Regions from separate parts of the Homo sapiens genome. Here region 2 is linked to region 1. A link is a loop called in an ENCODE intact Hi-C map of the cell type or tissue named here. Cell type or tissue: Caco-2. All regions are shown on one strand. Links, peaks and the distances in the headings refer to the core of each region. The heading gives the core; the rest is flanking DNA.

Region 1 (7,947 bases), core at 2,534-6,533:
ATTTGTAAATCTTATGTATGGTACGTGTCTAATCCTATTGCCAGTGTGGGATAATTGCTTATAGGTTTGAACAATTACCCCTCCAAAGTGCACATACAAGTTCTGAGTAACCCCCATGGAAGACATAATACTTCAAGCCCACTTAAAATGCGGTTTTTTAAAAATGCCCGCGAGAGTCTACCAAATGGGACTGAAGTCATTTCAGGGGCTACATTTATATACCTTCGGACTGATGGGAAGGTATTGACCCAAACACTGAAAGATCTGTTTATAAATACAGTGCAAATATTCGACTGTGCAGGTGTATCTTTATTTCTAATATGATTCCTCCAGGCAGCAAAACAGGTGTTCTGGCTGCATGCTAATCAGGAAAAAGAATGTCTGAAATATGCATCTGCACACTGACATCTGGACAGAGATTGTCCAAACACATTCTCAAGTGCAAAGTCTTAGAAAACGGGCCTCTTTTGCTTTACTTAGTACCGAGAGGCATATTTTGCATGTGGAAAAGCCCACATTCGCCTGCCATTAGGGACTGCTACTTATGTGTGGCAGATGAGGCAGCCAGAATGCAGACACCGACTAACAAGCTGGCTGAGTTTAAAAAACTCAGGAAAAGTTTCTAGGTGTTCTGGAAGAGTAAAGTGTTCCCTGACAACAGGATTGAATCTCCAGGAAGGTAGAGGTCAGCGGTTATTGGAAGGAAAGCAGAGAGATGGGTGATGTTTATTCAGAAGCTTCCTATTTGGTTCCTTCTTCATTTCATTCTGTTCAATTCTTTTTGTCTTAATTCTTCCCTTTTCTTCCTCAGGGGCACCTCTGCTCTTTTCCTTCTTCTTAAGAACTGAATTTTAGTTGTTGGGATTTTTAGAATACAAAATATGTTGAGTTAGATTAATTAGAATACTTCACAGAAAGTTTCCTGCCTTCGGTTATCCTCTTGACAAAGATAAATGCAAATTCTTACAGGACTAATAAACTCAAGTCACATTTTCTAGGTACATTCCTATAGGTGCTAGACAACTGAAGTAGCATAATAAAGAGAGAAACAACTGAAAAAAAGGAACAAATGGAAGATATGCTGTAAAATGTATTCACAGCTCCTGAAATGTGTTCAGTTGTGAATTTTTATTTGGTCCATCTGTCCTACCATATATTAACACCATAATTTGTCTCAAAGATATACATCTCTATTTTAAAATATTTAAAATTGAAGTGAATTACCTTAGATTTGTATGTTTGGGGTGGGTATTTTGTGCCTACTTCAGTGTCAACCTAAAAATTATCCAGAGAAAGAGATAAATGCACCCTTTAGTTCATAAAAATACACTACAAATTTTGATTATGTATTAATTCTCCAACTTTTATTCATCAACGAACAAGGAAGCTCTGTGGGAAACAGCCACAATCACAGCAGCCTGTCCTTTTCCAGAGCCCACAACTGTTCACCTTCTTCCCAAAGTCAGCTCCAATTGGGCTTCTGTTAGATTTGTATTCTATAATTTCAGTGACTGACAAAAAGATTCAGTAGACAGCAAAATCTACATTTTAACAACATTTGTAAGATTTATCCAAATCTATTACTTTTTTTTTGTTAAATTCCAAGGACTGCGTGCTCCAGATAATGTTGGTGTTTTCTCAATAATAAAGTCCCACTTTTAAATTGTAAGAGAATGTGAGATCTTGAAGAACATCTCTGAAGATTCTATAGCTTTTTAAAAGTCCACTTTGACAGTAACAGTTATAATAAGTTTTGGAAGATATAATGATGCAAGATTTGATATAAGGTACAAAGATGCTGCTCCTCACTACCTCTCCCAAGACATCCATGCCTGGATGGCATTCCTGCACCCGTGTCCCTTCACATCTACTCCTACTCAAGGCCCCATCCACATGACACCAATTCTGTAATTCTTCTCATCATAACTCTAACTAGAGACTGACTCAATTCATCCTCTGAAAACGTATATTTAATCCACATTATGAGAGAAAGAGAGAGAACAAGATTCTCTTAAGAATCTTAAGAATCTCTTAAGATTGCTTAATTACTCTATGACATCTAAGACAGACACTTTATATGTAAAGATTTAAAAAATAAAATAGACAGTTTTTATGTAAAGATTTAAAAAATAAAATAGAACCTGGCATACAATAAGTTGAAATTACTATTAAGGTTTTTGAACTGCTTAAAATCTTCCTCTTATAACAAGGTGGAGGAGAATAAAAAATAACGAAAACGTTTATTTTACTCATTTCATCCTGAAAATGTCCTATTTTGGTTATTTGATTAAAATTTTTAAAGAGGTTTGAAATAAATTGGAGGTGCAGATGAATTCTTCCCACAGAGGGTTTTGTGTGACATTTTTTTCTTAACTGTCCTTTCTATACAACTTCCAGATTGAATTAAAGCTAACCAAATATCATGGATATGACTTATATAAACATCTTTACATATGTTTGTGGCAAGGGAGCCCTTTCTTATGTCATTACCTCATAGGAGAATAGTAACCTGTATTATTTGGCAGCAGATGTGATTGGCATATATTAAAGCAAGTTATCTACAAGTAGAAAAATATCGAATGGGCTTATTTTGCTTGTGAATAAAGGTAAAGACACAACTGACATAACTGGTGCTCAATTTTAACACAATATGTTTTTTAGCTTTTGTAGATGGAGCTGAAGTTACTTTGGTAAAGCAATATTAAGCTCATTTGGGATTTGTTATAAAGTTCCTGAAATACATTTTGTTAAATGAACAAATTCTGAAAAAGAAAACATCACACGTATACATGCCTACTTATTTTAGCCATGTCTATTCACATAAATTAATTTGGGTAGAGAGAAGTTGAAATAAAATCATCATTTGCTTTAAAATAGCCAATTAGTTTTTGGCTGAATAACTTAACTCTCTTCCCCACCACGACGCCAAACTGCTTTGCCTACTTTCCATCAGCCAATTTAAGTTTTTTAAAAAAGTGTAAAGTGTCAGAAAAAGAGAAAAACAATAAACACTCCAGAAATTCTGTGAGTCTACTTGGTATAAGAAAATTTTTGTTGTTTGGATCTTCAAAGAGGGAAAGAAGAATAAATTAAGAGTCTCAGAGAAAAAAGAAAATATCTCTGAGTAGTCCTTTTTACTTCTTGCTGAGAGCAGAACTTATCGAGCAGGTGACCTTTATGAGATTATTGTTTATGATCACCCGGCGTGTGCCAAGAGTAGCAGGAAAGAGTATTCCAATTTATTTCAAAGGTTACATATCAAAATTGAATATGCAGTACAACTACATTATCATATGGTAAACTTTTACATAAGAAGTTGGAGCTGAACCACTACCATTGTTTCCCTTCAACCCAGTGTGTTTTGATTTCTGTTCTGCAAAACATGTCCCTTCTGATTCCTAAAATGGAATACAGCGCAGTGATGCAAATAAAGGGAAAAAAATGTTGTTGTTTGCTGTTGCTGTTGTTTCTCCAACTGAGAAACTTGATTCAAGTTTAGGAGATCTATGGAATTATTTTCTCAATGTATTCTATGCAAAAGTAATGAAATTTATTCAATGTTCACATTTTTTAAAAACCAAGTAATCACCGTCATCTAGCAATGTACTACAGAAGTTGAAATAACAATACCAAAGAGTCACATGGGCAGCAGCAAGAAAAAATTCTGCTTCTATCAGAGAAGGGAAATTGACCAACAGGGACATATTTTTCCCCTACCCATAAAAGGCTTTTAGGGAGAGGATACTGTGCATTTTGCTTTCTTCAATTTTCCTGCGCATGCAACTTAACGTTTTAGTTCAATAAGTCTGCTCATCTTCAACTTTATCGCTTTGCACAGAGGGGAACATAAATGGTGAGAATTTCCTATCCTCTTCTTTCCTTCTCAGTTTTCAAACTCAATTGTCAGAGAAACTCCAAGTGCAGAGTTGACCACACCTAACCTCGTTTCTTTCTTAAAATGTGCTAATTGAAAAAAGAGTATTCTTGCCTCACAGGGTAGACAAGCAATTCTTTAAATTAACAGATCAATCTGCAAACATTTGCTTAATGTCTGTTAGACCTTTAACATACTTTGGTGTCAGAGTTCAAAACTGAGCCAATCACTTTATCCTAGGGGCAAGAAAAATAAGGGGAGCAACCATCTTCTCAGTTTCCTTTCATCTCCTGCTCCTGAATTCTCCCCAGGAATGGCAGACATGGTAGAACAGCATGGCATATGGCTCCTCAGAAAGAATTGCTATATAAGAGTCCTAGAACAGAAAACATTTTCCCCCTGAAAATGGGAATTTTAAATCAGGACTCTCTATGCTTAAACCACAAATACATTTCAAACTGCTGGCATAGAAGAGTCCAACACACCATCTTCTGGCATCAGAGCCCCTTTAAATAAGAGAATCTGAATAGCTCCTGCAGCTTTTGAAATGCCCTCTGATCTCCACCGTCTCTAATGCCTGCTTTCACGTGTACTTCCATGGGTTCCCGCGGTAACTGACAACGCGGCTCCCTGCAACTTCAAAGCCAAACTTTTCTCTTTGTCTGGTGAAAGAGAATTTAAAGAATGACAACAATGAAGCAGGTATAATGCTGGAAACTGGATACAAACCAGGTAAACAAATCTGAAAGACTTCATGCAGATATAGAAAGTTGCAACAGCTCAGGAGAAAGCCAGCACACACACTCAGGCTATGTGGTTCCTCCTACGTGCAATTAGCAAGTTTCACAGGCCTGTCATTCAACTTGCTAACTGACGCTGATCTTCTAAGAGATACCTTAATGGAATGTTTTCTCATTCTATAGCTGAAAAGCAAGAATGAGTGATTTTACTCTTCCCAGACAACAGTTAATATGCTGTATCATCACAAAATCCATCAATTTATTTTTTCTTCATTCATTCATTCACATACTCATGCTTGTCAAGTAACTCATTTATGCCATGCACAATGCTAAAGACTTTCATACATTTAATCTCATTTAAACATATTTTATTCCCATTTACTGTCAAGAAATTGAGGCTCAAAGAACTTAATTTACTTTTTCTAAGTCACAACTAATAAATGAGAACAAATTGTGAACCAAGGACTTTGAACCACCAAGCCCAGTACAAATGCTCCAAGTGAAAATAAATACAGTGACAGGTTGCTATGGAAGCAGAATAGTGGGGTAGGTTAAAGAGGAAGGGGGAAAATGCAGGGAGGTCAGAGAAGAATTTATAGAGTGTCATGTGAAATAAGATTTGAAGGATGGATAGAGTTATATCAATGGTTTCCTATTTATCCAAAATGGGAAGGCAATTTACATTGGTCAGTAGGGGGGGCATAGAAATAGAAGAATGTAGAATAGATTGAGTTCTGAGAACAATGAAAAATATGATGTGTTCAGAGTCAGGACAATGTAGCAAGATGAAGGGCTGCATGTGTGAGGTGGGTTCAGATAATGAAGGAGCCTGAAAACCACACAAAGAGCTTGGCGTATACAATGTCAGCACAGAGCATTATGTAATGCTTCTGAGCATAGGCAGTTGAGGTTAGATGGTGCTTAAGATGATTTCCTAGCACCAGTTTAAAGCTGGAGAAAGGAAGATATTGGGGGTAGAGATTCCTGAGCTTAGAATGCTGTATAAAGATTTCAGGCTGCAAGTAAAGAAATCCGGACCTTGAGTGAGGGGTGGGAAGAAAAGGAGGTGCACAAAGGAGATTTGCCACAGGAGTGCTGTCCTTCTCATCTGAAAATAATCTTGTCTGTCATAATGATCAAGGCCGGTCTAGCTAGGAAAGATAGCCAAACTGTAGGGATATGTAGCAAATGGGTTAGAACAACTCCCTGGCCGGTTTCAACACCTGTAAAATGGAACCAAGGATGCCTTCCTCCCCACACAGCACACTTTGAGGAACTGCTGTTGTTTTTCGCAGTGCCTCTGTGTATTGTAGCCAGCTCCTTCTTGACACACACATCAATAACTCTGTTCCCCAGCAGTGCTCAGAGAGCTCCTCTGGTGCTTTTTTTCTTCTGCATCCCCAACCTCACTTGCCCTCATCTCACTAGTCCCCAGATTCCTAGACTTATCTCCTAACTCACTGTTCTCCCTGCAGCTTCTTTCAGCACACCCAGACACGGGAGAGCAGTGGTATGTGTCCTTGGTTGGCTCTAATAGTACAACCTCAGCCCAAGCAAAGAAGTAAATTAGAACTGACACCATCCACTTAGAGTTTTAGATATTTGTTTCTGTACTCTCTCAGAGCATTTACTGGTTAGGATCAAATAAAATATATTCTTTTTTGTCTTATCTACAGGCTTTCTTCAAAAGGTCTTTTAAATCCTTGGGAACAACCATTCATTAATTTTCTCACATCTCCGTGGTAAAGGAGAGGCATGGTAACTATTAGCAACCCCATTTTACAGAGAAGGACCCTAAAGCAGGAAGAGGTTTAGTGACTTGCCCAGAGCCAGTCTGTCAATCATTCCCCAGGGAAATCAATACCAGCATTTCTGTGGCCCTCAAGAAGTTTCCTTGCTTTTCATGGGACCACAGAGGAGGGATTTAATTTAAAACTGAGACTTAAACTCTGGTGTCCTCTCATGTACTTAATTTCCTATTCTTGAGGTCAATGATTTTCAAACTGTTGCCTGAGGAAGTTCAAGTGTTCACAATGGTGCTTCAGGGTTTGGAGCAAGTAACAAAATATTTTTCACTGAACAGTGAATATTTAAACTATCAAGGTACCCATTCTTTACTTTTACCTCCTTTATATATTGAAATTCTGAATAAGATTTTTTTTTTTTTTTTTTTTACAATTTGAAAACCACTGCATCAGGTCATGCTATTGTCCAAAATGGGCTAGGGTACAATAGTTATAAATCAGCTCTTCAGTAATGTCACATACACAAGAATCAGAAGAACTAAAAGATCTGAAGCTAATTGTATAACAAAGAATAATTTCTCATCAAGAGAAGTGGAGCCCATTATACTCTTGAAATAATTTGAGATTGAAGCTTTTTTTTAACTATCTAGCCTCATCTTGCATTGACTGAAAAAGGAGTTTTAATTCATAGTATGTATTAATATTTTGTCTAGGAGGTAGATACTTTTGATTTCATATTATATTCTATCACAAAAAATAACACTATATTCAACTAACAGTCTCAGCTTGGATTGGACTGAAGGCCTTCAAATCCTCTCTTAACATCTAAAGATTGCAGGAATGCTTTGGTGGGTATTTACTAGAGGTTTTGGTCAGTTCTCAGATTCTGAGACCCCTTTCAAATAAGTAGCTTTGCTATCAGCTCATGGCAGTAGCAAGCATGCTCAGAAAATCTCCTAGACATATAGACAAAGTCTACATTTTCTGTTCTGCGTAGAAATCACCCTGTCAAGCATTCTTCAAAATGTGCCTTCTCTTTCTGGTGTGACCCAGTTAAACTAGCTAATGCATTCCCACACAGCCTTCAAGCCCCAGCTCAAGTGTCTCCTGGCACCAAAGCCTTCTGCATTGTCTATCTTTTGTTTGCTGCACCATATTTGACTCTGCATTCTTCCCTACTCTGCTCTGTGGCCTAGGAAGCTGACCCATATTGACTTCATCGATGGGATCCCTTTTCCTTTGCCTTCTGCCTGGCTTTGGCCAGTGAGAACACTGGCAGAAAATCAGAAGACAAGGGGAGAGTGAGGCAGGGTTTTATCTCTTTAGCGGCATCCCTGGGGTTGCCATCCATCGTCTGTGTACTGAAGATCATAGCTCCTGTTAAACAGTTTTCTCCATCCAGCTCTTTCTGTTCCAGGATCCAGGAATTACTGTCTCCCCTGCTCTTCCCCTTCACTCCTTGAAGCCTGGAGTATAATTTCCAACGTATTGCACAATCTTGTTTCCCTACACTTGCCCACACCTTTGTAAATGGTCACTGTAAAAGCCTTTCCTCTGTTGCCTAATTTGAGTGTGCCATGTGTTTTTT
Region 2 (7,947 bases), core at 1,403-5,402, 280 kb before region 1:
TCAAGCCACAAAACCAAATGTTCTAAAGTCCTGCTCATACTACAAACATGCCTGCGAATTCCACGCTGGGGTTGTCCTTCTTATTTCTTTCAGATGATGATTTATTTTCACCTATTCCCTTGTTCTTTCCAGGATAGGTTAATGTGGACTTGTAAATCCAGTCACCTTCCTCAAAGAAGCCTTTTCTGACCACCACAGTCTAAGCTGATGTCCCTCCCATGTACTCCCAAAGCATCCTGTGTTTCTTCTGTCTCAGCTCCCTGCCCTGTGACAATTACTCTGTTTTCTTGTTTTGCTTTCCCTTCCAGCCTATAAGCTCTAACAAGACAGGCAGCATTGTGTGCCTGCTGCCCACCACAATGTGTGGTATATTGTAGGTGCTTAATAATTTTTATGTGGTTGTTGTTCATGATTGAGAGAGTGAGCTAGCTGTGCAAGTAGTTATATTCCAATGCCTGTGTCCTTAAGGATATGTATTCTCCTCTGATAGAAATACAGGTGTAAGGGATATGAAGTGAAAATTTACATGTAATAGTAATAGTAAAATAAATAAATTAGATGGGATACGGACCCTATCCACTATTATCCCCTTTTAATTTTCACAAAGACTAAATTTTGCCATTTGTTCAGGAGATAAAAAAATGTATGAAAATGTGGGCCTTGTTCACACACCCTCTTTGACTTATTCATTTATTTAATTATGTTGTGCACTTGGAAAATGACTAAGTTATCTATTTCACATAAGGTAATATAGTTATAAAAGGATTAGAATGTTCACATAGTAAAATAACCAGAAGTAAATCTGTGCACTGTTTTATATTTTACAGAGCACTTTCATACTATTGTTTCATAATAATAAGTCTTAATATGCACTCAATCTCATTTTCCCCTTAGATTGCCTATTGTTAGCCCAATGAATTTGGAAAATGACTTCCAGATCCAGAAATTTACCTAACCTTCCCTTACAACCTTGACTCTAATTCTTTTGTTTCTAACCAAAAAACAGCTCAAAGCTCTGTATTATGTTGTACCCATTTGACTCCAGCTACTTTCCATTTGGTGGCAACAAGTTTTTTGTTGTTGTTGTTGTTTTGTTTGTTTTGTTTTTTTTAATGTAAGCTTCAGTCACATAGCTGAACATACCCTCACGTCTTTTCTATCTTACTAATTATCAGTCTTCAAATGATTTTCCCCTTCTTTAATCCTCTACTAATTTGGCAAGAATGGCTTGGTACCATCTAGGTTTTTCACCCTATTTCAATATACTTGCATTGTGATTGGAAGGCTAATTTGTTCAGGACTTGTACAATGATGAGCTTTTCTCAAAACAGAAGCAGCAAGCTGCTTCACACCAACGTATACTTGGCCCCTCTCCTGTCAATCCATATGTAGCAGATGCAGATAGAATCTGTTGGTTGGCACAAGAAGCTCTGTTGCACATGGCTCCTATTTTTAAGCCTCTGTTGGTATCCATGTGCGGAGAACACGGCTTGTTACTGATGGACTCTGAATCACTCCACAAGGAACCAAATTCAGAAATCCATGCAAGCAGCCTAAAAATGAAGAACTGCTTAGTGTGTATGTGTGTGTGCCTGTGTGTATGAATATATATTGACCAGGAAAACATGAATAATTCAGCCCCCTCATACCTAGCCACTAAGATCACAGCACTCTAAATAGAATTGCAATGATTCTATATAAATCGTATCAGTCTTGAAAGGTCCAATGATTTTACTGACAGATTTTCTCTCACTCCCCACCTTTTTAAACAGTACTATTACAGAGGCACAGATATATGAATTAATGGCTCTTTGATTTTAAATAATTGTTGCAAAAGGCCATAAGGGTGGCTTGCTGTAGTATGTCATTTTATGGAGAATAAAGGCCCAAAAGATAATTTCAAAAACATGTTATGTCCTGTCATTAATGATAAAAGTGCATTAATTGATTTGGCTGTCATCAAGAGAGAAGTTTGATATGAGATTTTCAAATTGGTTCCTAGACAGTGAGAATCAAGTGATTACTTGATTTTTTGTTAGGGGTTCTAGTAATTCCTTACTATAAATTATTTTTTATCACATGAGATACCTTTCAAAGTACACTAAAATTCTAACGAGAATTTCTGGTAGAGAAAAGACTGTTATTCAAAAAATGTTTCTTTTGCTTAATGTTTTTCTTCCCATACCTGAGCTGACACTTTGTTCTTTTATCTTTATCTCATTCTTATCTGTTACAATATACACATACCTTGTATGTCCGCCTCCTACTATCCTGTAATAGCTGAATATATTAAGGAAGACCTAAGGTAATTCAGGCCAGTGAGGGATATGATGAAATAGAATGATTATTTTGGGATAAGGGGCTCAAGAAAGGCTAGAGAGTGGCTAACACAATAAAGAGAAGCTTTTTTTATCATATAGATATGCCACATCAAAAAAAGGTGTATTTTAGTGTCCCCAAAACCTGCTGTAAGTATAATCTCAGACACAATCTTGTCTCGGACTTTGATTTAAGTTTATAACTTAGTTTTGGAAAATACTGCCCCATACACTTTATTGTGGGTGTCTGTCAACAACCAATCCCATCCCAAGACCAATGACACCCAGATGGAATTTATCCTCTGGGTAAAATTTGTTTATTATATATACAAAATAGAATAAAATATAAAATACCAGCATGTATATACAAAATAATGGACAGTATTAGTTTTGTGAAACATTTGTTTTGGTTATAGTTTGTGTGTGTGTGTGTGTGTGTGTGTGTGTGTGAGTGTGTGACTGGATTATGATTCAGTGGCTCACCCATTTTTCCTTTCAAAAAAGTTTGAACCTTGCTACCCACAACCTTGCTACTTCTCTGACCTCCCAGTCCCCCAAACACCCTAAGCTTCACCAACTGTAGACAAATGACTAGTTAAGTAGGGTCTTTTGAGATCACCTCCACTACACTAGGAATTGGTAAGAAGAATATTCCTGCTTCAGGACATCTGAGGGAGAGAGAGATATTGATGGCATGCTCTTTTCTCAGGCCATGCATAGTTCACCTGTTGAAGATAATCTATGATCAGCCCTATCTTCCCCTAAATCTACCCTCTACCCCTTTCATAGGCAGTTAAGGATAAAAGTTGAGGTACAACCACTTACATTCTACCTCATGAATACAACAGAGTTTGCTAGAATGTTTGGCTTGTGAGTATGGTGGAAACCTTGCTCTGTGCCACTCTGAGAAGGGCCTCAGGTACTCATACCAACCAAATTAATTATTATTACTTCCTTTCATGATCCTTGGCTGTGTGACTCACCTTTGCTCTGATCTTTGACTTCTAGTTCTTATCTCAGGTCCTGCCATTAAACACCTTATTTGGTCATGTTTATCTGAACTGACCCTCAGCCCTGTCTTTAGGACAGAACTTTATATTTAATTTCAGCCTCTGTGTGCTTTTCACCTTAACACTGTATTCCCCAGGGGAGAGTTGAATCAGCCCTATACAGCATTCTGGAAGGGAAAAGGGGATTAGAAAGATATATCTTTCTTGCCATTAGATTGAATCCTAACTCACTTAGCCTCTGCCCCTCACTACCTGTCTGCTGATGGAAGAAGTTTTAGAAGGAAAGAGAAACTGACTGTTAAGAATCAGATTAACTTATGACTGTGCAATCTTTGCTTAGCTAAGTTGCAATATATATTCTCTTCTCTGTTCTATTACCTCCTTTCACTTTTTCTCTCAGAATAAATTCAAATTAAGGCCATCCTAGATCAGGCTTTTCTGGGAGCAGATCTTGAACCAAGGATTGGGGTGCAGATGATTTTATTGAGGACGTGTTCTCCAGAGACACCATGAAGGGAATAGGCAGCAGAATAGAGAAGGGGAAAAACCCAGCCCAGCTTTGGTGGTTTTTTTTAGTCCAACTTAGAGTATAAGCCATACCTCAGAATTTGAGAATTTGTTCCCTACTCAGCAAAGGGGCAGGTTGTTTGTGCTCTTACGCCAATTGTTCCTTTAGGAGATCCTTGGGAAGAGAAGGGCCCAGAAGCAGTAGTGTTAACCTCTGGGCACTTCCCATTTTCCTCCATACCAAAGGCCAGTCTTCAGAGGCAAAGCAGGCAGATGTTGGGGGAGGGCCACACAGAACTTGTAAAAGGGACCTTAAAAGATCTGGAAAGGCACCATGAGTGTTCAGTGCTTGTTTCTCTAGTCTGAAAAGTGGAAGCCATTTTCTAAAACCATGAAAGAATAATTTTTGCTAGGGCTCTGTTTCCAATCCAAAAGAATCATGTTTTCCAATCGCTGATGTCAGGATTAGACAAAAGGTTTGTTGCCTAGACCCTGATCAATTCATACTTAATACTACTGAATCCTTATTATGGTTTAGGTACAATTTTAAGGCTACAATATATATTATCTCTTTTAATCCCATTTAATTTACTCATCAGTCCAGTATGATACGCATTAGTATGTGGTTGAGCTGGGAAGTCTGACTTCAGGGCCTGTGTTTCCCTACAAAAAAAAAAAAAAAGCATGGATTCTGCAAAATTAGAAAGGAGAAAATCATGGCTTTCAGGCCCAATTTCTGCAAACAATTCTAAAAAAATAATTTAAAAAATCCTGAACTCAGTGGAATAAGAACCCTAAGCCTGTCATTAAGCTGGATTCTAAGATGTGTCAGACATGACTACATGCACAGGGTTTATGAATTGGAGCTATCATAATCAGAATGTCATCTCCAGTGCTCCGGGATGCTTTTCCCTCCTAAGGGAAGATCTTGTTTTCTGACTAGGCTTCAGTACTGAGATAGCGATCTTCAGAGGTCCCAAGCCTTATAAAGGTTATGGTGCATCTTCAATGTCAGATTTGAAATAAAAACAATACCAAACTACAAATCAACATAATGAGGCCTAACAATTCTTAGAATGTACTCAAAATGATTACTTCTTTCCTCATTTAAAATATATCAAAATCTTTCAGAAATTTATTTTTTCTCCTGTTTTGGCGGGGCAGGGAGAGGTCTTCCGGATTTCTGGTGTCTTGTGTACTAGCAGAGTCTTGACTGTTGAATAATCATCTCCACCACCTTCCCTTCTCTTGTCCTCACCCTCACCCTTCAGTATACTGTAGTCCTTCCTAATCCACCATTCCACAGTCTCAGTTGATTGCAGTCAGCTGCATCCTGAAAATAGGTGAGCGCAGTATATTATGAGAGAGAGAGAGAGAGGGACTACAAGCACACAACTTTCATTACAGTATATTGTTATTGGTATAATTATTCCATTTTATTATGTTTTTGTTTTTAATCTCTTCTGTGCATAATTTATAAATTAAACTTTATCGTATGTATATATAGGAAAATATATAGTATGTATAGAGTTCGGTACCATTCGAGGTTTCAAGCATCCACTGAGGGACTTGGAAAGTATCCCCCATGGCTAAGTGGGAACTACCATAAACACACTCTCTCTCTGTCTCGCGTGTGTGTGTGCACACACACACACACTCACCCAATGTCACCTCAAAAGTTAGTCACCTTTTTCACCATGTAGTTCATAGCATTTATTAATCTCACATATCACACATAAAAATAATGTTTTCTCTTAGGAATAAGGGAATTTATTTTCTAGAAATGAGATTTAAAAGCACATAGGGTTTTCTTTCACCCAGTTGCCTTTCTTTACAAATAGGAAGAGGCATGCTTTTTTTCCCCTTTCTGTGCGATTGTTCTGTCTGTTGTATGATGCTTTTTGGTATTGCTACAATTTCTACTGCAAACTGAATTTTCCTCCTGTTGCTGCTGGTTTATATTGTTCTCCCCTGCAGAATTCCTTACCTGGTTTACTTCCATCAGCAGCAGTTTGTGAGTCTCAGATGATTTGCTGTTTGTATTAAACTGTGAGTTTATATCAAAGAAGCTGTGAATTCATTACGAGAAGGCTGTGATTCTTTCCTGAAATTTGGTCTTAGTTACCTGGCTTGTTCTTCATTATTGGTTACTTTTCATTTAGAATTGTATGATATTAACTGTTTTCTTAAGCTACTGCCTTAAGTGCTGCTTTAGAACATAATGGAATATAATACTTTAACAAAAAATGTATGCATGTAATTATCTTTCCATTAAATTTTTTTTTCCAAAATATCTTTCAAATGTGGAGTATACATTCTCTCCAGCTTTTCATTTTAGGTATGCTTGTTTTGAAGTTAATGAATTCCTTGAGTTTTAGATAACTATTGACAAAACTTTTATATCAGTTCTCTTTATTAACTTATCAAGTTAATTCTGAATCAATGCTGTCTAGTAATACTAGAATGTAAAATGAAGTTGCATTGTATTTTCTCTGAGAATTCTCTTCTAGAACTGACTTTCCAACATCAGGAGCAAATCTATTAAAGTCACACTATCTTTGTCTTTCTAAGCCTTAGTTTCCCCCAAGTGCTCAGTGAGAAATAATATAAAAGGCTCCCTTGTGCTGTGTAGACTAATGACAAAAAATTATTGGATTAATGTTTGGAAAGTGTTTCAGAATTCTCTCAAGAAAGCTATTATGTAAGTAGCAAGTACTGTTATTATTTTGCTATTTCAGCTTCCTTATTTTTCATCTCTCAAAGTCATTTGGGTCATTTACTACGGAATTTTCTGATTCCTTGACAATTTCTAATGGCTCTTTGGAGAGGCTTTTGAGGGCTTTTTAGTCCCCCTGTTGATGATCTTTCTGCTTATGGAGTTCATGCTTTTTTCACAACACATTAATATTCAGGTTTGAAAAAATAGTTGTAGCTATCTTGTACCTAGATGAAATTGCTTATGTTTTGGAGGAGAAATTTATGATCTTGCTTTTCAAATAGGATTTTTTATTTTTTGTAGACTTCCTTTGTGGGGTGGTGAAAATGGAGCTAGGAATGCCAGTTATGAATGATACCCTTTGGAGAAAATGTAATTGAGCATGGTCCTTAAGTCATCCTATGAAAGCATCCAAATTCTTTATACCTGTAGTTAGGCTATCTTTTTGCTCTCCAGATTAGAGTGAAAAGTTAGCAATGCTACTTTTTGATTACAGAGCATTTGCTATATTCCCATACATCTATTGTCAAAATTTGTATTTCTCACAATCCCCAAAATTGCGGAATAGAAAGTGACAACATATTTTCTTACTTCCTGCTTATTTCTTCTAAGCTCCTGTGAATAGGAGGTGGGACGACAGGCTAGTTTTTTTTTTCCATAATATTATATCATCATGAAAATTCTAGAGTGGGAGAGAATGATAAAACTAGTCATTAGGAGTATATTGCTAGTTAGTGGCAAAATTCTATCTGTACAATGATTTAGGGTTTCATTTAGGATTTATTTTCATATGGAACTCTACTAAATATGGTGCCAAGTAAGTCTGACAGTTTAACATTTTACCTTCAGAAGTGAGGAATATAGAATGGGAATATACTCAAGCTCAAGCTTTCTCATCTTGGTAGTTTCCCTAAAAAGTTTTTTTTTATCTGACTGGACAATATTAAGTGCTTTAGTTTTTAAAAAAGCGAGAAGTACTAAGTCTTTATTCTGATAATTAGCAATTGCAAGGAAATAATTACACATTATTCTACATTTACTCTTCTGTATTTTACTAAGTATATTTTAAGGTAGACAAATAGCTCCAGTTGATGAGCACTAATGGAGTGTTCTTGCCACAAAATAAGTTGATTCTGTATTTAATCAAGCCATCAGAGCTAACTTCCATTTACAGGAAAAATAGAAAATAAAAATATAAACTTAAATAATATTACAAAAAGTATAGGTAAATCCAAAAATGAGCCATTCTCCACAATAAATACACCAATTTTTGCTGTAAAGCAATGATGTGGGGAAAACAGGTATCAGGAACAAGGGCCTGCTTTATTTTAAACAACTAAATATAATAGGTAGATCTTGTTTGAATTCTGATTCAAGTAAACCAACAGTAAAAAGG

What was found. A loop is a pair of places that touch in the nucleus more often than their neighbours do. Peaks named below come from ENCODE experiments on the same cell type or tissue, not always from the same donor. Only the 100,000 strongest peaks of a DNase experiment are listed, where the experiment ranks them.
Region 2: a loop joins it to region 1, with 9 times the contacts of the local background. A loop is called at or near these places in 1 of 110 quality-filtered maps.

Annotation. Positions count from the first base shown.
Region 1 is chr1:98,454,207-98,462,153 of GRCh38, forward strand. No RefSeq gene overlaps it. Among named protein-coding and RNA genes, the nearest start is that of SNX7-DT, 200 kb to the right of the region's middle. In Caco-2, for the core only: no CTCF peak of the experiment used is centred there; a DNase peak (open chromatin) is centred at 4,505; H3K4me3 peaks cover 254 bases.
Region 2 is chr1:98,177,932-98,185,878 of GRCh38, forward strand. All of the region lies in intron 1 of LOC124900404 (a long non-coding RNA gene), which reads left to right. Among named protein-coding and RNA genes, the nearest start is that of LINC01776, 29 kb to the right of the region's middle. In Caco-2, for the core only: no CTCF peak of the experiment used is centred there; a DNase peak (open chromatin) is centred at 3,300.